Linked DNA regions of Homo sapiens: regions 2 and 3 are each linked to region 1. A link is an interaction called in ENCODE POLR2A ChIA-PET data of the cell type or tissue named here. Cell type or tissue: CD4-positive, alpha-beta T cell. All regions are shown on one strand. Each heading gives the region's core, and the rest is flanking DNA. Links, peaks and the distances in the headings are about the cores only.

Region 1 (10,990 bases), core at 2,354-7,353:
TTACACTTAAAGTAATATGATTTGAATCTGAAACACTGCCAGGCTGTATATCGTGCCAATACGCATGCAGTGTGGCATTCTATCACTATTAGTCCACCAGAATCCTTGGGGCATAGTGCAAACAGAGGTACATGATTGAAAGAAAAGAATGACTATTTTTAACTGGCAACCAGTCTCTAGGTTCTCTATCCTACTTTGGCTTTTATTTGTAGTCTAGCCTAAGGGAATTAATGTCCCAGGATCTTTTTTTCCTCCATCTGTAAAAGTTACTCAGAGGCAGATTTTGGCTCCATATGAAGAAGGAAAAGATTAGTAAATATTAGATGGGAACATTTTTATTTCTTACGTGCATAATTAAACCCTTGTACTTACTTTATTTTTCCAGACATTTTAATGTTCTCCTCCATTTTTCCAGTGTGGTGATTACTCCTGATATCTACTAGTCTCACAGAAATAGAACTTGATATGTAAAAAAGTTCTATCATAATTATTTCTTTTGTTTCTTAAAGAGAGCAACATAAAAATAAATCTGTTGTCTAATATTTCATTGAGAATTTTGCATCTACACATATGAGTGACATTGGTCTACCTTTTTTATTTTTGGAACTAATGTGACATTTTGCCAGGGAGATTTTTCTGGCTTCCTTAATTAAATTGGAGAGCTTTCTGCCTCTTTCCATGGTCTACAGCAATTTAAATAACATTGGGCTTATTCGTTCTCCAATGGTTGGATACAATCCAGCTGTGGAACCATCTGGTTTTGGTACATTTTTTAATAGGAGATCTATAATCATTTTCAAATCCCTTGTATGGTAATTGGTCTATTCAAGATTTTTCACATCTTTTATTTCTTAATAATTTATATTTTACTAATAATATCATCCCATTTTTCTAGATTTTAGAAATGTTTGCCTTAGAATTGCATGTAACACTGAATGATATGTGTTCCCTTCTGTTATGTATTCTTTAAAATTTTATTATAAATATTTTAAACATGGCTAAAAAGTATTACAAAGAACACAATGAATACTCATAAATCCTCCAGGTATATTAAACTATTTTAAATTGGAGAAATCATGACCTTTCATCTCTACATAGCTCAGCATTTATCTCCAAAAAGTAAGAATATTCTCCTACATAACTGCAATATTATTTAACACATTGAATTCAACAACAATTCCTTCATTTTTTTTGTCATCCAGGTCATATTTGAATTTCTCCAATTGTCCCCCAAATAACTTTTTCTCAGCTGATTTGATCAATCTCAAATTTAATCTTGAAGATGCATTGCTTTGGTTGTCATGTCTCTTAAGACTTTAATTTGAAACCATTCTCCTCCCATTTTTGATAATGACTTTGACTTTTCGAAGAGACCAAGCCAGTTATTCCAAGTTTTGTTATCTTTTGCTAACATTTAATTTTTTGTTGTTGTTGTTTTTTTGAGATAGAGTCTCGCTCTGTTGCCCAGGCTGGAGTGCACTGACGCGAACTCGGCTCACTGCAACCTCCGCCTCCCAGGTTCAAGCGATTCTCCTGCCTCAGCCTCCTGAGTAGCTGAGATTACAGGTGCGCGCCATCATGCCCAGCTAATTTTTGTATTTTTAGTAGAGACACGGTTTTGCCATATTGGCCAGGCTTGTCTCAAACTCCTGACCTCGTGATCTGCCCACCTCAGCCTCCCAAAGTGCTAGGATTACAGGCGTGAGCCACCGTGCCAAGCCTAATTTGTTGCTTTTTATCTGAAGCCTTTTAAAATACATACTTTAAAAAAATTATTTTTTTTAAATTTGCACATAACAATTATACAATGCACTGTGATCAGATCAGGGTGATTAGCATATTCATTGTCTCAAACATTTGCCATTTCTTTGTGTTAAGAATAATCAATATTCTCTTTCTAGCTATTTGAAACTGTATAGTAACATTATTGTTAACTATAGTCATTCTACAGTGTTATGAAACACTAGAACTTATTCCTTTTATCTAGCTGTAATTTTCTATCCTTTAACAAATGACTCCCTTTCTCTCCTTCTCCCTACCCTTCCTAGCCTCTAGCATTTTTTGTTCTAATGAGATCAACTCTTTTAAGCTACCACATATGAGTGAGAACATGAGTGGTTTAATTTTCTGTTCCTGGCTTATTTCAGTTAACATAATATCTTCTAGTTCCATCCATGTTACCTTGAATGACAGGATTTTATTCTTTGTATGGCCGAATAGTATTCTATGGTGTATATATAGCACTTTTTCTTTATCCATTCATCTGTTGTCAGACACCTGGGTTGATTCCGTATCTTGGCTATTGTGAACAGTGTTGCAATAAACATGGGGGTACAAATGCTTTTCATATAATGATTTCCTTTCCTTTGGATAAATGCCTAGTAGTAGGATTGCTGGATCATACGGTAGTTCTATTTGTAGTTTTTGAGGAGCTTTTATACTCTTCTTCACAGGGCTTTATTACTTTACATTCTTAAACAACAATGTATAAGAGTTCACTTTTCTCCACATCCTTGCCAGCATTTGTTATTTTTTTGTCTTTTTGATAATAACCATACTAATTGGAGTGAGATGATACCTCATCGTGGTTTTGATTTGCATTTCCCTGATAATTAGTGGAGTTAAGTATTCTTTCATATATTTTTTGACCATACGTATGTCTTCTTTTGAGAAATGTCTGTTCAGATCATTTGCCCATGTTTTAAGTCAGATTATTTGTTTTTTGTTGTAGAAATGTTTGAATGCCTTGTATATTCTGGATTTAGCCCTCTGTTGGTTTGAGAACATTTTCTCCCAATCTGTAGGTTGTGTTTTCACTCTGTTGATTGTTTCCTTTGCTGTGCAGAAAGTTTTTAGATTTTAAAATCCTTCCTCAATTAGTGGCTAATCGCTTTTCTCATTCTTAATCTCGAATATTTTTACTTCCTCCTTTTTTCCTTAATTGGGTTCTCAAGAGGGATTATCTACTGTAGTAGTCTCCTCAAGGAACTTGTAGTTGTTTTATTAGTTTGACTTTGTACTGTTTATTTTTTTCATTAATAAGCTATTTTCTTAACCAAGAGAGGAATATCAGATGCTATAGAAGAAAATATAGTACTATTTAAATACATAAAATCTTAAATCTTCATTATGGCAATATTAATAAAATGCCAGTATATAAATGACATAATTTAGTACATGTTTGTAATACAAATAAACAAGAAAAGCCAATATCTCTATTATATAAAGATCTCTTACTAACGGACAAGAAAAATATAAAAAATGAGCAAATTAGTAAAAAAGAAAGTCTAATACAAAAAGCCAAATTAAAAGAAAACAGAATAAATCATGCTGCTATAAAGACACATGCACACGTATGTTTATTGTGGCACTATTCCAAATAGCAAAGACTTGGAACCAACCCAAATGTCCATCAATGATAGACTGGATTAAGAAAATGTGGCACATATACACCATGGAATACTATGCAGCCATAAAAAAGGATGAGTTCATGTCCTTTATAGGGACATGGATGAAGCTGGAAACCATCATTCTGAGCAAACTATCGCAAGGACAGAAAGCCAAACACCACATGTTCTCACTCATGGGTGGGAATTGAACAATGAGAACACATGGACACAGGGTACAGAACATCACACACTGGGGCCTGCTGGGGGGTGGGGAGATGGGGGAGGGATAGCATTAGGGGATATACCTAATGTAAAGGATGAGTTAACAGGTGCAGCATACCAACATGGCACATGTATACATATGTAACAAACCTTCATGTTGTGCACATGTACCCTAGAACTTAAAGTGAAAAAAAAAAAACAGAAAATCTCAATCTCAAATTCTGTGCCCATTTTAAATTGTATTGTCAGTCTTTTTCTTACTGGTTTTTTAAATTTAATTTGTATTTTTTGGATACAAGTATTTCATCAAATATATATGCATATATGATTTGTTGTTTTTAATATTGCACGTTGCTCAATAATTAGAAGTCATAGCATTATTTTGCTGTTTTCCTTACATATTCAGAGAACGTTATACCAAATGTATACTTATCAAATGTGATTGTTTATCTTTTAAAAGAGATAGAGGAAGCATTTTTCCTAATAGTCTCAGAAAGAAATACATTAACACTTCCAAAGTTTTAGATGAATGCTACAAAGTTTATAAGGCTTCTGAAGTTTTTCAAAACATTAATTTCATACCCTGATCAAGTGAGCTGAAGACAGTTGGAGAAAACATATTTTGGGTTTGTTTATGTACATGTATAATTGATTTAAAGAAACCATTTTTTTTTCCAGGAAATGTTTCTCTTAAAAAATATCTTTCAGTTGTCACAGCTCCCTTCCAGTCATGTGGTTTTTGTGTATACTTGTATTTGCACTAACCCATTTCCTGTGCATGGACTCTGCTTGCCTTTGCTCTTGCTGTGGTAAAAAGAAGTGAAATAGAAATATCACAGCATTGCCCAGAGCTCAGTTTTTGAAAGGGTGTAAGGCAGAGGAAGGAAAGCAATGCAAACTGTGCAGCATTTCTGAAGCCCAAAGCAAAAATGGCAGATTGACTGGTCTTGGGGATGTCTATTCAAATAAAAGCCAGTGGGTTTTTGTTCTTCCCCCCATGATCATTAGAATTTATTAATACAACTAGATTAGGGTTTTTTGTAGCTTTATCTTTTAGCAGTTTCTCATGTGTAGGCTTGAAAATGTGTTTCTGTTCTGAGCTAATCATGAATATTGTCCCCTTTCTCCTTATTTGTTGATTTGCTAGAGGGACAAAAAGAAGTAAAATAGCTATTTTTATTGAAATCTTAAAAGCAATGAGAGAGTCATTATCATGCAACTAGTCTAAAAATTCATAATAAAGTCAAAGTACTTTTTGTAGTTTTTAAAAAGGTGCTATTAGTGTCATCATGTGCACAAAGCTCCAAGCTGACATTAACAAGAGGCCTTCCTAACACTACCACACAGCCTGTTTGCTGTTACAGAAATGCTTAGACTGGAGCTACTTAAAAGCACCTGAGTATGAGTCCCAAGGCTCAATAAAATATTCGAGACCATCCTGGCCAATATGATGAAACGTCGTCTCTACTAAAAATACAAAAATTAGTCCGGTGGTGGCACACACCTTTAGTTCCAGCTACTCAAGGGGCTGAGGCAGGAGAATCACTTGAACTCAGGGGGAGGAGGCTGAAGTGAGCCGAGATCACGCCATTGTACTCCAGCCTGGGTTACCGAGCAAGACTCGTCTCAGAAAAAAAAAGAAAAAAATACACACAGACACACACACACACACACACACACACGTATATGTATTCCATACAGACATCAGGTTGGCACTACCCTTTTCTGCTTTTGTTTTCTTCTATATGTGTGTGTGTGTGTGTGTGTGTGTATATATATATATATTTTTTTTTTTAAATGGAGTTTCACTCTTGTCACCCAGGCTTGAGTGCAATGGGACAATCTTGGCTCACTGCAACCTCTGCCTTCTGGGTTCAAGCTATTTTCCTCCCTCAGCCTCCCTAGTAGCTGGGATTACAGGCACCTGCTACCACGCCTGCTAATTTTTGTATTTTTCATAGTGATGGGGTTTCATCATATCAGCCAGGCTGGTCTCGAACTCCTGACCTCAGGTGATCCACCTGCCTTAGCCTCCCAAAGTGTTGGGATTATAGGCGTGAGCGACTGTGCCTGGCCTTTGCTTCAATATTTATCCAACCAATTTTGATCAGTTGGATGACATTTACCTGTGAAAGTCAAACCTAGTAGTTAGTGTGTGAATCTACTTAATTGGCTTTAATTCAGTTGTTGGATGTATATTCTCTTGTTGAATTCACATTTTGGGCTGGGGTAGAGTGCCTGATGTATGATGCTAAGTCTGATTTTGAAAACTGCTGGGGCTATGCTTGCCTATGAGTGAATCAAAGCATTTCAGAGATTGTCAAAGCTGGAAGTGGGCCCAGCCCGGTGGCTCATGCCTGTACTCCCAGCACTTTGGGAGGCTGAAGTGGGGGAATCACTGGAGGTCAGGAGTTTGAGATCAGCCTGGCCAATATGGTGAAATCCCATTTATCTCTACTAAAAATACAAAAAAAATTAGCCGGGTATGGTAACAGGCGCCTCTAATCCCAGCTACTTGGGAAGCTGATGCAGGAGAATCACTTGAACCAAGGATGCAGAGGTTGCAGTGAGCCGAGATGGCGCCACTGCACTCCACTCCAGCCTGGCCCACACAGTGAGACTCCGTCTCAAAAAAAAAAAAAAAAAAAAAAAGCCGGAAGTGGCAGAGAAATTAAGCCATTTTGTTGTTGTTGTTGCTTTGCTTTGTTTTTATTGTTCCATTTTATAGGAAAGGAAGTAAAAACTCGAAAGCTAAGTGCTATATCTTAGATCAACTAGTTAGTGACAAAGCTGTTTTGTGGCAAAGGTAGAAATGCTACCAAGATGTACTAGTTTAGGGCTTAACCCAGTATACCATGAAGCCAGAAACATGAAGGGGAGGAAAGTTAAAGGCTAATAGCAGTGTTCTAGAAATACAGCACAGAACTGCTGGAGTCATCATCCTACCTACAAGGTCATGAATGGGACCAGGGAGGGACACCAATATCTGATATTTCCTTTTGTCTCATTTTTTTCCCCTGGCACTTCTCATATTTCAAGATTCAGATCTGAAACCATCTCCCTTAGGAGGTGTTTTCTCCTAGATCCATTCACATGCAAGTATAGCCCAAGCAGTTTTTTACCAGGAGACTCAGCAGTGTACATCTGTTAGATGCTCTCCTACATAATAAGATACTGTCTGTGTATTTTAGTTTTTTGTCCACTTGTCCTCTCTTCCATTAATAATAACTGCTATTAATCATTGAATACCTACCATGTACTAGACATTTTACCAAAATGTCTTTATAAAAGGTGAGTTGAGTTCTTGAAGAACCCTCCAAATTAGCTATGAGTATTTCTATTTTTACAGGTGAGGAAATGAGGTTTATACTAAGTGGTTTGACCAAGGTCATATCTAGTAAGCAGGAGAACCAAGATGAGAAATTGTATTTGTCAGGCTCCAAATCTCAAGTCATTTCTATGTGTTATACTGAATAAATTTAGGGTCTGATGACAGTGATAATGGATACTAGGTTTCCCTCATCATCCATCCCACTGCCCTTCTGACCTAGGGTAGTGAGGTTGGAAAGCTAAAACCCTACATTTCTCAAGCTCTCCTGAATCTAGGATTCTGAGTATGGTGTCAGGTCTGCCAAATAGAAGCACTTGTGTGGATTTGGAAGGCACACTGAAGTGCTAGCCACCCTCCAGCTGGGAAGCAAGGCAGGAAGGGATGTGAATGTTTAGAGGCAGTTTTGAAGTCCAAACTCAAAAATTCAGTGTGCTGTCACCAGCCATCAGGTTTAAGAGGCAGTTGAGGCAGTGACTGTGGTAGCAGCCACAGACACTTCCTGACATCTGAAACACAGTTATTATGAGGTGGACTCAGTAGTCCAGTAGGGGCCCCTGAGCGGGGGTTCATCTTGCCATTCCAATGATTTTATAAAAATACATTCTTGTATTAAATTGCTTGGCTTCAAATACCTAATGCTATACTACTATTTCAGATATCTATCATTACATAAAAAACCACTCCAAAACTCTGTGAAGCAAAACAAAGGTGATTCTGGGTTTGGTTGGAATCAGCTGGGCAGTTCTGACTCCCATGGTTTTCTGGGATCACTCATGTGACTACATTCAGCTAGGAGCTCTTTGAGGCTGGAACACCTAAGCCACTCTCACATGTCTGCAGAGGTGCCTTGGTACATTTCCTTATGGCCTCTCTTTCCACATGGCCTTTTGTCACTCAGTAGTTTGATCTGAGATTCCTTAGATGGTAGCTGGTTTTCAAGAAGGTGAAGCTTCCATGCCTCTGAAGGTCTAGATCTAGAAGTAATTCACTACATTCTTTTGGTCAAAGCAAGTTATGAGGCAAGCGCAGACCAAGACTCCATCTCCTGGTAGGAGGAGTGGTATGTATGTACCATAGTTACCACAAGGGCCAGATGTGAATCTAGGGAAGCAGGACCAGTGATTGGATACCCAAGTTAGACACAAGTTAACCTGCTTCTAAGCAGGATAAATACAAGTGAAAAATAGAAAAATCTGAGATCAACATGAACAAGAGAATGGATTTAGGTAGGAGGGAGTCTGTCCAAAGCTCTCATTCTCCCATTGTAATTCTGCACAGTGCATTTTATCATCTGTTTATGCAGCAAAATTTGTTTAGTATATAGTACTTGAATTAATCCATTCTAGTATAAATAAGTTCTACCTTCAAGGAGATAAATAAAAGAGTATGATACAATCTACAAACACATACAGTGACTCACTAGCTCTGCTAGGCAGTCAGGAAACCAGTCTAGGCAAGGTCACCCTTAAGGACGGGCTTCTTTCACTTAGTGAAATACATTTAAGCTTCTTTTATATCTGTTTAGGCTTGATAGCTCATTTCTTTTTAGAGCCAAATACAAAATATTATTGCATTGTATAGATGTACCACAGCTTAATTTATATATTTACCTACATTCACCAAAGACATCTTAGTTCAAGTTTTGGCAATTAAGAATAAACCTGCTATCATACACATCTGCATGCAGGATTTTGTTCGTATGTAAGTTTTCAATTTATTTGGTAAATAACAATTGAAGATAGTTTGACAATTTCTTACAAAATTGAGTATACTCCTACCATTCATCCAGCAATACATCCAGTAAATATCAAGGAGCATGATTGCTGGATGTATGGTAAAACATGTTTAGTTTTGTAAGAAATTGCCAAACTGTCTTCCAAAGTGGCTGAACCATTTTACATTCCCAACAGCAATAAATGAGAATTCCTTTTACTTCACATTCTTCCAGTATTTGGTGTTGTTCTTGTTAAATATTTTGCCCATTTTAAAATCAGGTTGTTCATTTACTTATGGTTGATCTTTATGAGTTATTCGTGTATTTTGGATAACAGACCTTTATCAGATAGCCTTTTGCAATTTTTTCTCCTAGAATGTAACTTGTCTTTTCATTCTCATTTTCTTGATAGTGTCTTTCATAGAAGAATTTTTTAAAAATTTTAAAAAGTTGCTATGATTTGATTGTGTTCCCCAGAGTCCATGTGTTGGAAAATCAATCCCAAATGAGAGATGGAACTTTCAAGAGGTGATTAATACCGTTGTTGTGGGAGTGGGTTAGTAATCTTGAGAGTGGGTTACCAATAAAATAATGAGTTAGGCCTCTTCTCTCTTGTGCATGCTGTCTTGCCCTTCTACCTTCCTCTACGGGATAATGCAGCAAGAAGGGCTTTGCCAGATGCAGTCCCTTCTACCCTGGACTCCCCAGCCTCCTGAACTGTAAGAAATAAATCTCTGTTCTTTATAAATTACTCAATTTCAGGTATTCTGTTATAGCAGCACATGTTGGAATGAGATAGAAGTTCAACTTATCAATTGTTTCTTTCATGAATTATGTTTTTGGTATTTTATCTAAAAACTTATCATCAAATTCAAAGTCGTCTAGATTTTCTCCGATGTTATCTTCTAGAAGTTTTATAGTTTGCACTTGGCAATTAGGTCTATGACACATTTTGATTTAATTTTTGTGAAAGGTATAACACCTGTGTTTAGAATTTTATTTTTGTTTGCATGTGGATATTCAGCTGTTTCAGCACCATTTCTTTAAAAGGCTATCTTTTTTCCATTGAATTGCCTTTGCCCCTTTGTCAAAAATCAGTTGACTATATTGTGTGGGTCTATTTCTGGGCTGTCTCTTTTGTTCTGTTGAATTATTTGTTTATTTGTTCACCAATGCAATACAGTCTTCATTATTGCATCTTTATAGTAAGTCTTAAAGTTAGGTAGCATCAGTCCTCTGACTTTGTTTCCCTCTTTCAATATTGCATTGGCTATTATGATTATTTCTTTTGCTTTCCCATATAAACTTTAGAATTAGTTTGTCAATATTCATTAAGTAACTTGTTGGGGCTTTCATTAGGGTTGAGATGAATCTATAGATTAAATTGAGAAGAACTGACATCTCGCCAATATTGACTCTTCCTATCCATGAATGTAAAATATGTCTTCACTTATTTAATTATCTGAGTTATTTCATCAGGATTTGGTAGCTTTTCTTGTACAAATTTTATTCATACTTTGCCAGATATAAATCTAAATATCTCATTTTTGTGAGTGCTAATGTAAATGATAGTATGTTTTTAATGTGAAATTCTAATTGTTCCTTGTTGGTATATAGGAAAATGATTGGCTTCTGTAAATTAACCTAATATCCTGTAACCTTGCTATAATTACTTATTGCTTCCAGGAGATTGTTTTTATCAATTCTTTTGGATTTTCTACATAGATGATTATGTCATTTGTGAAAAAAGACATTCTATTTCTTCCTTCCCAATCTGTATACCTTTTATTTACTCTTCTTGTCTTACTGCGTTGGTTAGGACTTACAGTACAAGGTTAAAAAGGAATGGTGAAAGGAGACATCCTTGCCTTGACCCTGATTTTAAAGGGATAGCTTCTAGTTTCTCACTAGTATGCTAGTTGTACTTTTTTGTAGATATTCTAACAAGTCAAGGAAGTTCTCCTCTATTCCTTTTTTGCTGAGAGTTTTTATCATGAATCTGTGTTGGATTTTTTCAAATGCTTTCTCTGCATCTGTTGATATGATCATGTGGATTTTGCTCTTTAACCTGCTGAAGTTATGATTACATTAATTGATCTTCAAATGTTTAACCAGCCTTGGGATGATAAAATCCCTGGAATAAATCCCACTTGGTCATGGTATATAATTCTTTTTTACATTTGGATTAGATTTGCTAATATTTTGTTGAGAAGCTTTACACCTATGTTCATGAGAGATATTGGTCTGCAGTATTCTTTTCTTGTAATGTCTTTGTTTGGTTTTGATATTACGATAATGCTAGCCTCATAGAATGAGTTAGGATGTGTTCTTTGC
Region 2 (5,000 bases), core at 1-5,000, 100 kb before region 1:
TTACGGAGCCATTACAGAGCCTCAATGTCCTGGACAGGTGAGGTTAAGGAAGGTGCTGCATGGCATCTGAACAGAGATGGATGTAGGGCCTGGCAATGTCTAAAAAGATTCAGTGTGAGAGATAGACAGGCTGAAAACTAAGGACCTTGCAGTTTTGGATCTAGACATACTTGTGCTTAAATCTTCAGCTGTCTATTAGATAACGTCCAGCAAGGTATTTGACTTATCTCTGCCTAACTTTTATATGTAAGAATAGAGCAATTAGTTTATAGCTTATAGGGTTGCTGTGAAACAATATATGTGAGTCCCTGGAGTTGTGAACAAAATATATATATGTGTATGTATAATGGCTAAGATTCCTATCTGTGTATATACATAAACTATTATTATTGAACATAATGGGTATTTGTCATTTCTTATGTAAGTATGTATTTATGTATATACATATATATGCATGCATATATGTACATACAAAACGCACAGTCTCACATATTCTTATATAAGAATTCAAAGTCTGGTCCCATGGTGTCCAGTCAGAAAGTAAGTTTGCCATTTTCAGTAGAGAAGAGGCTAGATGTTTGGAAATTAAGTAAGATGGGACACTTAACCATGATTTAGAGACATGGGAATTTGAATGCTAAAATGTCAGAAACCTAAGAAAAAGTTCTGGCAATCTGTATTAGTTTTCTATTGCCACTGTAACAAACTGCCACACATTTAGTGGCTTACATCAACCTCCATTTATGATCTGTTTTCATGGGTCAGAAATCTGCATTCAGTGCGGCTCAGCTGACTCTCTGCTTGGAGAACCACAAGACTTAAACCTAAGTGTCAACAGGGTGGTATCTCTTTCTGGAGGCTCCAGGGGAGAAGCTGTCTTCAGGCACATGCAAGGTTGTTGGCAAAATTTATTCCTTACAGTTGTAGGACTGAGGTGGCCATTTCTTTGCTGTCTGTCAGCCAGGGGTTATTCTTAGCTTTCAGAGGCCACCCACATCCCCTGACTCAAGGACCCTTTCTAAACCAGAAATAGCCAGCTGAATCACTCACACTTTGAATCTAACTTCTCCTTTTGCCTCATCTTCCTAACATATCTCTTCTTCTGTATCTCTCTGCTGTAGCCAGGGAAAAAAGCCTTGGCTTTCAGGGCCTCATGTGATCAGGCCAGGACAATCTGGAATCATTTCTCTACTTTAAGGCCACCTGATGATCAACCTTAATTTATGACTGCAAAGTCCCTTCACAGCTGTACGAAAATTCATGTTTGAATAATCAGGCAGTCTGGAGGGGACGTCTTTAAAATACAGTCTACTACGTCTTATTCTCGAATTTTGTATGCGTGTGTTTTAATTTTAACATCAAGGATGTACTGAGAAGAAGGTGTAGATGAGAAAGACACTTGGCCTTTGGTTGTGGTTTCCACTGACCACTGAGATCCAGGTTGCAATGGGACTAAGAAATGAGTGGGAGGAAATGGAAAATTGGCTTCTAGATCATTTACTGGAAAATACTGGCAGTGAAATACAGGTGAGAAGTCGAAATAAAGGTGAGAAGTCGAATGGCACAGGAGAGCTCAACAAAGTTGGAAGAAAGGAAGAAAAATAATGGTGGAGGAAAGGCAGCAAACAAAGTCAATATACTATGTGAAAGTCCTTTTTAAATGCTCAATTATGTTATTTTTTTTTTTTTTTTTTGAGACGGAGTCTTGCTCTGTCGCCCAGGCTGGAGTGCAGTGGCGGGATCTCGGCTCACTGCAAGCTCCGCCTCCCGGGTTCACGCCATTCTCCTGCCTCAGCCTCCCAAGTAGCTGGGACTACAGGCGCCCGCCACTACGCCCGGCTAATTTTTTGTATTTTTAGTAGAGACGGGGTTTCACCGTTTTAGCCGGGATGGTCTCGATCTCCTGACCTCGTGATCTGCCCGCCTCGGCCTCCCAAAGTGCTGGGATTACAGGCGTGAGCCACCGCGCCCGGCCTATGTTATGTTTTAACATGCTCAATTCTAACTATTTTCAGTTAGATAGGCTATCCAATCCGGAAATGGCATCATCACTGAATCTAAGCAACCGGGGGGCAGAAACCTGGCTTTCATTGACAATGCATTTGAATCCATTCCATTAAAATGGCCCCAAAAGTACCATTAGGAATTTAGAGTAACAGAAACATAGTGCTTAAGATTTAGACACATGTACATGATGACAGGATTCACAAGTCCTAAATTGAGCAATTGGTAAGGCACCTCCTATTCATTTCTTCCCACTTCAGTTATTACTTCCTTATTACATTTTATCTTTATTCCAAGTTTTTTAACCTGTTGAGCTTTTTGGCATTTGCCATTGATTACTTCTTCATTATCGCAGAATGCTTGGATAATTCATTTTATTTTTTTCTCTTCCATTTCCAGTAGATTTCCCCATTTGCCTGCAGGTTAGTTTGCTGCACAGCCTTTCTGTCATAGGAAAAACAAGACTGGTCCATGGTGCATCTGCAGGCTCAGCTCAACCAGTGTACACCCTGCTTAAAGGAAGTAAAGCAGCAAGTATCTACTTCCTCCTTCACTGTGGTCTCTCCTGAGCCTCAGCCCTGCAGAAGAGCTCTTAAAGTTAGTGGTACTCAGGCTCACTGCTTCCTGCTAGAAAGGTCAACCCAACTGAGCAGCTCCAAGTTACCAATGAGAGTAGACTTGTCTGGGGGAGTTTAAATGAACACGACAAAACCTCGTATTTCTAAACGTACAGTTTTCAAAGTGGACAATGTCTGTGAAATATAGGTTGGGGCAAAGGTAACTGCGGTTTTTGCGATTATTTTTAAAATAGTGGTTTTTTAAAATGGCGCTACTAAAAATGATGGCAAAACCCACAACTACCTTTGTGCCAATCTAATCGTATACAGTATTTAGAAATTTCTTGGAAAATAAAGGGTGCTGTGCACATGAGTGAGAATGTAGATGAGCCAACAATAACAGAGACTGCAGTTTGTGGGTGTGTGGTGCATGTGGGAGTCTGTGTGTGCAGAGTGTGTGTGTGTGTGTGATGCATGCTTATTGTGTGTGTGGGGTAGATGTTGTGCATTTGCTGTGTATGTCTGTACAGGTATATAGGCATAAAATTATCTTGATTGCATTAAAATAACATAGTACTCCAATTATAGCCTTTCAGACAGGTATAAAGTTGTAATATTTGTTCACAGTACTGAATTTCAATAGGTTAGAAGGTGAAAATTCTCATTTAGAGAATTCTCATCAAATCAGAATTTGATGGGAGAGGGGTTTGGGTAGGTAAGAAATTCATTTCTTACAGAGTTTACAGAGCCCATCTTAGAATCTAACAGCAAACAGTGAAGGAGTTATACTTTTTCAATAGTGGACTTCATCACTGGTCAGAGATATCCATTTCCAGAAAAAAATTATAGTCCAGAGATATGTATATATCTTACCAATAAGTATCTTAGTGTGATATTTAGAAAATAAAATACATTGATTTTAGGGTTTATTATTTTCTGAATTTCCTGTTGGGCATTTAGTTAATCACCCTTTTTGAAGTTTTTGATTTTTTTTTGCTAAAGGCATCCAACTGTCTTCGAGAAGTCATGTGTATTTTAATATTTCCAGCTTCAGCCTGCTCTGCTGTTGAAAATGGGAAATCTCTAAGGGACAAACATTTATTCTTATGGAGACAAAACTCTAACTCACATGCCCTTGCCTCCATCCTCAGAAGCCAGGGCATAACAATAATGACAATGACAACAACAAAAATACCACAGCTAGCTCATAGCATTTCTAAACATGTTTCATACAAATATATATGCCTGGATTGATACTGCTCTTTACAAAGGCATGCAGCTAATTCTCACCTAGAATACAGTGTTCTTTTCCTATTAAAAAGTAATCAACTCCAAAGCAATATATTTTTCATTATACTATTTTTCCTCTACCTTTTAAAGAAAATGAAAAGCATTCCGAGCTGAAGCAGATTTCTTCCACAAATGATCAGGTGAAGACACACAAATACAGCCTCCAAGAAGATGAGGCTGAGGAGATCTGAATCAATGCAGTTATCTTTTTATCTTATAGGGACTGTTTTCCAATTGCATTTTCCCTAGAGACAGAGGTATCCTGTCTGCTTGCTGGCTTGGAGCCTACTCCAGCTTCCCACTACTGGCAAAATTAACTACAGACCAATGTTATTTCCTTTAAAATAAAACAAGCACCTAAAATTGCCCTCCTGTAGCCATTCAAACTACTCATTACCTTGCTTTCAATATGAATGTCACTCACTGTTTAATAATTACCCTGAAAAGCACATTGTATGTAAGTTTTGTGGGGAGACTAAGGTCTTTCAAATCTGTAAAGCTCTAATGGAAAAATTGGTCAATTTATGGAATACCACCATTACATATGCTTTATTCTTGTGGCTGTCTTTTTACTGCAGAAGGATTTGTCTTTATAAATGGAAGGCAATAAAGCATTATTACCTAAGCAATTTTGAGAAGGAAACTAATTGTCATGTAAATGCCAATTGCTGAGTGTGAAGGCAACCAGATATCTAGACCAACAATTTATTGCTAGTGGATCAGATTGTTAGCCTAGGTACAATCCCTGTAACCCAGTCGACTCCACAAACCACTTATTTAATGGCACCGTAATGCATTTGTGTCTTTTAAGGCCTCCACCAGGAGATAAAGCTAATACAATACTTTGATTTAAGTGTTTAATGCCTTGCATTGTGGAAATTGGAGAATAATGGTAGGGTCTTGGGTTTGCAATCAAGAACTTTGTGTTTTGCAGATAACTAATTGTTGAATTTCCTTTATTTAGTTGTGCACACTGCAGTAAATTCTTGACATTTTGAAGTCCAGTAGTTAAGGTCCCCAATTAAAGGGCAAATTAACCTCTGGGTATGTGTTCTGCACCTCACTAGGTAAACAAGAAGAACTGAAATAGCAGAGAAACAAGAATTGGATACCTCTCATAAGGGCACCCATATGTATTTAATCTAGTTT
Region 3 (5,000 bases), core at 1-5,000, 67 kb before region 1:
TAAACAACTAGGGCATTTACTGAAGAGAGGCTACGACTTAGCCTGTCTGGCTTGTGTGTATTGAATATCTATATCTAATGGTGTCCACTTGAGACAAAGGGCAGAGTGGGCTCCTCTGTTTGTGAATGTGTCTTTTCAAATAGGACAGTTCCTCTGGGCTCCCTGTATGGCAGTGCCCACCCCCACCCACTTACTCCCATCCCCCAGGACATATCTCTCTCCAATCACTTCCGTAGGTTGTGATCATCTGCTCATGGCTGCGTAGTTTGCAGGCAGCAAGCTGCTAGCTGGAAACGCTTAAATAGTAAACCAGCCCCAGTTAGAAACTGGAGAGAGAAGACAGATCCCTCCGCTATCCACCATGGGCTTGGCAGGCACGATGCACTTCACATCCTAAACTCCTCTCTAACCATCTCTCTCTAAATCTGGCTGACCTCTGCGGTGGCTTTTGGAATCAGATGTTTTGGCAGATGCCAAAGTCTTTAGGGAGACAAATGAGATGCTTTCTAGCTATTACAGTCCCGCCTTTATCGATCCCCTCTGCCTCTGAGGAATTCACCCCTATTATTGACGGGCTGCTGACAGGCTCTGAATATTCTCTCTCTCATTCTGTCTCCTCTCTCTGTTAGCCTCTGTTATCAAGCTAAAGGAATGTCCAAGGATTAGTTTCTTTGGAATTCAATACACACAACCATTATCCAGTGGACAAGAAATAAAAAAGATGAAACGCAGGAAAGAAGAGTTGAGTATGTTCTCCAACATTTTCTCATGAAAGATTCCAAACATGTAGGAAAGTTGCAAGAAAGGGTTTGGGTTCTGAGCTCTATGTTTTACATAGCAAATTAAGCTAGAGATTGGGTTGGGTTGTGGGAGACACAGAAACCTACCCAGAGGCCATGTTTCTGTCATATGACACACAGGAAACTTTTTTTTTTTTTTTTTTTGAGGTTGAGTTTCGCTCTATCGCCCAGGCTGGAGTACAGTGGCAGGATCTTGGCTCACTGCAACCTCGGCCTCCCAGGTTCAAGTGATTCTCGTGCCTCAGCCTCCTGAGTGGCTAGGACTATAGGTGTGCACCACCACACCTGGCTAATTTTTGATAAGCAGGAAATATTTTAAGATTAGGTATAAACTCTTCAGCAGGTGTCTGCTATTTTTATTTGAACTATTAATAAGATGAATCATTAATTTGGCCTCCAAACATCAAATGTGCACGGCCTTACTAATAAATGACCTTTGGAGATTCTTGTTCACTCTCTTGTCTGCCTTCTTCCCCTAGTAGGGTCTTATCTTATGATTCAATAAGGTATTTATTAAACCTAAAATGCTAGAAACAAGATTTTTAAAGTAATTGTCTTAGATTAGGAAATAATGTCACTAACAATTCGTAAGGCTAAATTTTCCAAAGAAGTGTTGGAAGCTAGATTTCATCCTGGGTCATTAATTATATATTATATTATATCATATTATTGTATGTTATTTCATATATAAAAATTTATTCAGCACTTATGAAATCTTAAATTTGTGTACAATAAAAAATGTTCTTGTTTCAAAGCAGAGATAGCCGTGTTGTGTAGACTGTAGTAGCCTTAATGCTCATAGGAAATGGAAGGAAGGATGGAGGGAGATGTTTTTAACATCTTATTGACCAGGGAGAAAGACATGTAGGAAGAAAAAGTAAGGCATTTCAAGAGAGTAAAAGGAGGTTAAGGAGGAAAAAAAAAAAGAGAAAAACGAATGAAGGGACTAACAAAAACCACCAAAATCGTACTGAATCCTAGGAGGATACTGGACTCTGCCTCAGGGGTCCACCTACCCAGCTGTAGACTGCCCATCCTTCTTCAACAAATCTTGACTAATGAATTTAGTTTTCAGAGCACTTTTCTAAAATCTTTTGGCCTAAGAATGATTTGGCTGTACATGTTGATATATCCACCACTGGGATAATATGTCCAAAGACCTTTTTACAATGGGCAAGGAAATACACATTTAATTTAAATAAATAATGTCCATTGAAAGTGTTGGACCTTCCCAGCTTTGTTAAATTATGTAAGAGCCGTGTGTCTAAATCTATATATCTAATCTATTGCAAAATACCTACGTCTGTTTTGACCGTGTCAAATTGGACTGTGCTTTGGCATGATGGAGGTGAAGCCCACATTCTTCTCCTCCCCAAAAGACCTGGTGCATCTGAGTCTTCTGACACATAATGCTGACCTTGGATGGGGAGAGGTTTTCTGCTATCCTCTATAAGGCATCAAGTACACGGAAAACTACTGCTGCTAACAGATGCTTGTCTTGTAAAAACAAAGATGAGCTTAGATAAAATATTTGAGAAATAAAAAATTGAGAAATGAAGCCTAACAAAATCAGCCTCAAGGGCTTTTTGGATATCCCTGATGCTATGCAGCTTGGTTTCATTGCTTCACACACTGTGAGTTTCTGGTGGGTCCATTTCAGGATCCTAATAAGGTCATGATCAGAACTTATTTATAAAGATAAATTTATGGAAAGGCTAAGAGTTTAAGGGTAGAATTATGTCCCCCCAAAATTCATATGTTGGAACCCTGAGCGCCAATGTGACTCTGTTTTGAGATAGAGCTTCTAAGAAAGTAATAAGGTTTCATGAGGTCATAAGGGTGGGGCCTTCATCCTCTAGAACTAATGTCCTTATAAGAAGAGGAATAAACACCAGCTCTCTCTCTCTCTCTCTCTGTCTTCATGTGTGCACAAGGGAAAGGCCATATGAAGCCACAGTGAGAAGGTGCTATTTGCAAGATAGGAAGAGAGTCTTCACCAGAAAACAACCCTAAGAGCACCTTGATCTTCAACTTCCAGCCTCTAAAGCTGTGAGAAGATGAGTTTCTATTGTTTAAACCACCTAGTCTGTGGTGTTTTGCTAGAGCAGCCCTAGTACCCTAGCAGGCCAATACAAGGACCTTGCCTGGGAAAACCATATTCTAACAGTGAAGCCTCAAGGGAATCATCACCTCCTCGGAGAAAGGCTCTTAATTCCCCCAGGTTGAATTAACCCCCGCCTTCCTCCCTGCTTCCAAAACACAAATGTTCAGGAGTCACCTTTGAAGTATCTTTTTGCTGCACCTGCCTGCCCTCTGGCCAGCAGAACATGGTTTCCGCATTTGGAGTCTGGAGGCCCTGACTTCTAGCTCAAGGTGGTGCGTGGAGTACATTTTTTTAGCTATCTCTTTCCCCAAATCCAAGTGAAATGACAACAAAGCAGTATAAAGGCAATATATTGATTACAACAAAATGAGAAAAGGTGGGAAACTTTTTCAGCAAAGAGAATTTTTGAGCATCTCTGAAGAATGAAAAGTGAATTTGATCACATTGATTAATAACTAAAAATGAAGTATTTAGGAACAATTTACAGGCACAGCAAGAGGATACAGCAGATGGCAGCCATTGCTCACAACAGGGCCCAAAAGGGGCTCCAAGCTCTAGAAAGTAGGGGCTGAATGTGAGAAAGTAACTGGATAACTGCCCTTGGACCCTGTTCTCAGCACAGATAAAACACTAGAGCACCTGTCACCAAATACCCCAAGAAGGGCAAATACTTCCAGAATACCTAGCATAGGTGTCAGCACCTCAGTGGAACCCCTCACTATTTTGGCTTTGGCCAGTGGGGATGGGGTGTATATCTAGTTGGCCTGCCAGACTGGCTTACATATCTGGAAATGAAGACTGCAGTTGGTGCACCAGTCAACCTAACAGCTTGTCCACAGGTCAGTCTGACCAAGTGAAGGAGAGGATTCAAATGTTCCTTCTCTCCCTGATCCCAGGGCCAGAAGGCAGAGTATTCTAGCTCCCCAAACTAAGTAGACCTCTCTTAGTTTGGGTTAATTTACAGTGAGACTGACAGAACCTACAGTCAATATGGACTGAGCATCCTGGTTCAAGTCTAATTTGATGCTTGTCCAAATGACAGCCTGGTGGAAGAGGTGGCCAGCAGAGCACAGTAGAAAAGCTCACAGCGAGCTTCAGAGTCAGCCTGACTCATACGAGTCACCTAACCTCTCTAAGCCTCAATAGTATCTGCGGTAAAATGGAGATCATCCTTTACACTTTCAGGATATTGGTGGGAAGAGATTAACTGCAAAGACCAACATAGAGCCTGGCCCATAATTATTCAGTGAACAAGCGTGATGCTGCCTCTGCTAGGGTGATAACAGAGGCTTGGTCTCTTCCCTCTCAGCTTCCAGGATCAGCTTAAAGGTGATACTGCCCTGGAAAAGCCTCCCCTAACGGGCATTGCTTCACAGCCCTGAACCTCAGTCCTTATCACGGTACCCTGTAGGTTTCCTTTCTAACACACCCCTGTAATTACATCCTGATTGATTTAGATTTTAAATTGTCTTCCCTCTCTGTAAGACACAGGATTGTGCTTACCTTGTTTGCTATATATCCAGCACCCACCTTGGAGTACATGCTCAATGAATAATAATCATGATGATGATACCCCTAAGAAAGCAAGCCCTTATAGCACTCGCCATGTGCCAGGCACAGTGCTAATGAATATTTATGCATCGGGATACATGTACACCTCCCTCTATGAGGCAGTGCTGTGATCATCCCTGTTTTACTGTTGAGGAAACTGAGGCACAGAGAAATTAAGTGATTCCCTCAGAGAATCACAGCTAGTAAGTGGCAGAATCAGAATTAGAACTGGCATGTGGCAGGCGGTAGTGAGGCAACCCTGGAAAATTCCCTTTGAGAGCTGGTCTGTCCCTCACAGGAAAGTCTGTGACTTTTTCTTGGATGACAGTTTCAGAAACCAGCTAACAATTGAGCAGATTGTTTTAAGGTGATGATTTAAATTGCATTTTGGTAGGAATTGAAACCAGTCTTTAATGAATTTGATAAACGAATTTTTTTAAGGTGCTGTGTTTACTGTGTGAAGTGTTCACTGGCAGCAGTGACTTAACTGCCTAAATTGGCTGTCAAAGCATATATTTAGAATACAGAAACGTAATGGGCTCCCT

The links. Peaks named below come from ENCODE experiments on the same cell type or tissue, not always from the same donor. Only the 100,000 strongest peaks of a DNase experiment are listed, where the experiment ranks them.
Region 2: POLR2A ChIA-PET joins it to region 1 with 6 read pairs; 8 of 35 experiments call an interaction of 5 or more read pairs at or near these places.
Region 3: POLR2A ChIA-PET joins it to region 1 with 6 read pairs; 5 of 35 experiments call an interaction of 5 or more read pairs at or near these places.

Annotation. Positions count from the first base shown.
Region 1 is chr2:225,048,501-225,059,490 of GRCh38, forward strand. No RefSeq gene overlaps it. Among named protein-coding and RNA genes, the nearest start is that of DOCK10, 12 kb to the left of the region's middle. In CD4-positive, alpha-beta T cell, for the core only: no CTCF peak of the experiment used is centred there; a DNase peak (open chromatin) is centred at 4,391; H3K27ac peaks cover 2,902 bases.
Region 2 is chr2:224,950,917-224,955,916 of GRCh38, forward strand. The region is part of intron 1 of DOCK10 (dedicator of cytokinesis 10); the gene reads right to left. Among named protein-coding and RNA genes, the nearest start is that of MIR4439, 57 kb to the right of the region's middle. RefSeq lists a silencer at 2,556-2,605. In CD4-positive, alpha-beta T cell, for the core only: no CTCF peak of the experiment used is centred there; a DNase peak (open chromatin) is centred at 2,565; H3K27ac peaks cover 1,616 bases.
Region 3 is chr2:224,983,916-224,988,915 of GRCh38, forward strand. All of the region lies in intron 1 of DOCK10 (dedicator of cytokinesis 10), which reads right to left. Among named protein-coding and RNA genes, the nearest start is that of MIR4439, 24 kb to the right of the region's middle. In CD4-positive, alpha-beta T cell, for the core only: no CTCF peak of the experiment used is centred there; DNase peaks (open chromatin) are centred at 906 and 2,746; H3K4me3 peaks cover 78 bases; H3K27ac peaks cover 3,192 bases.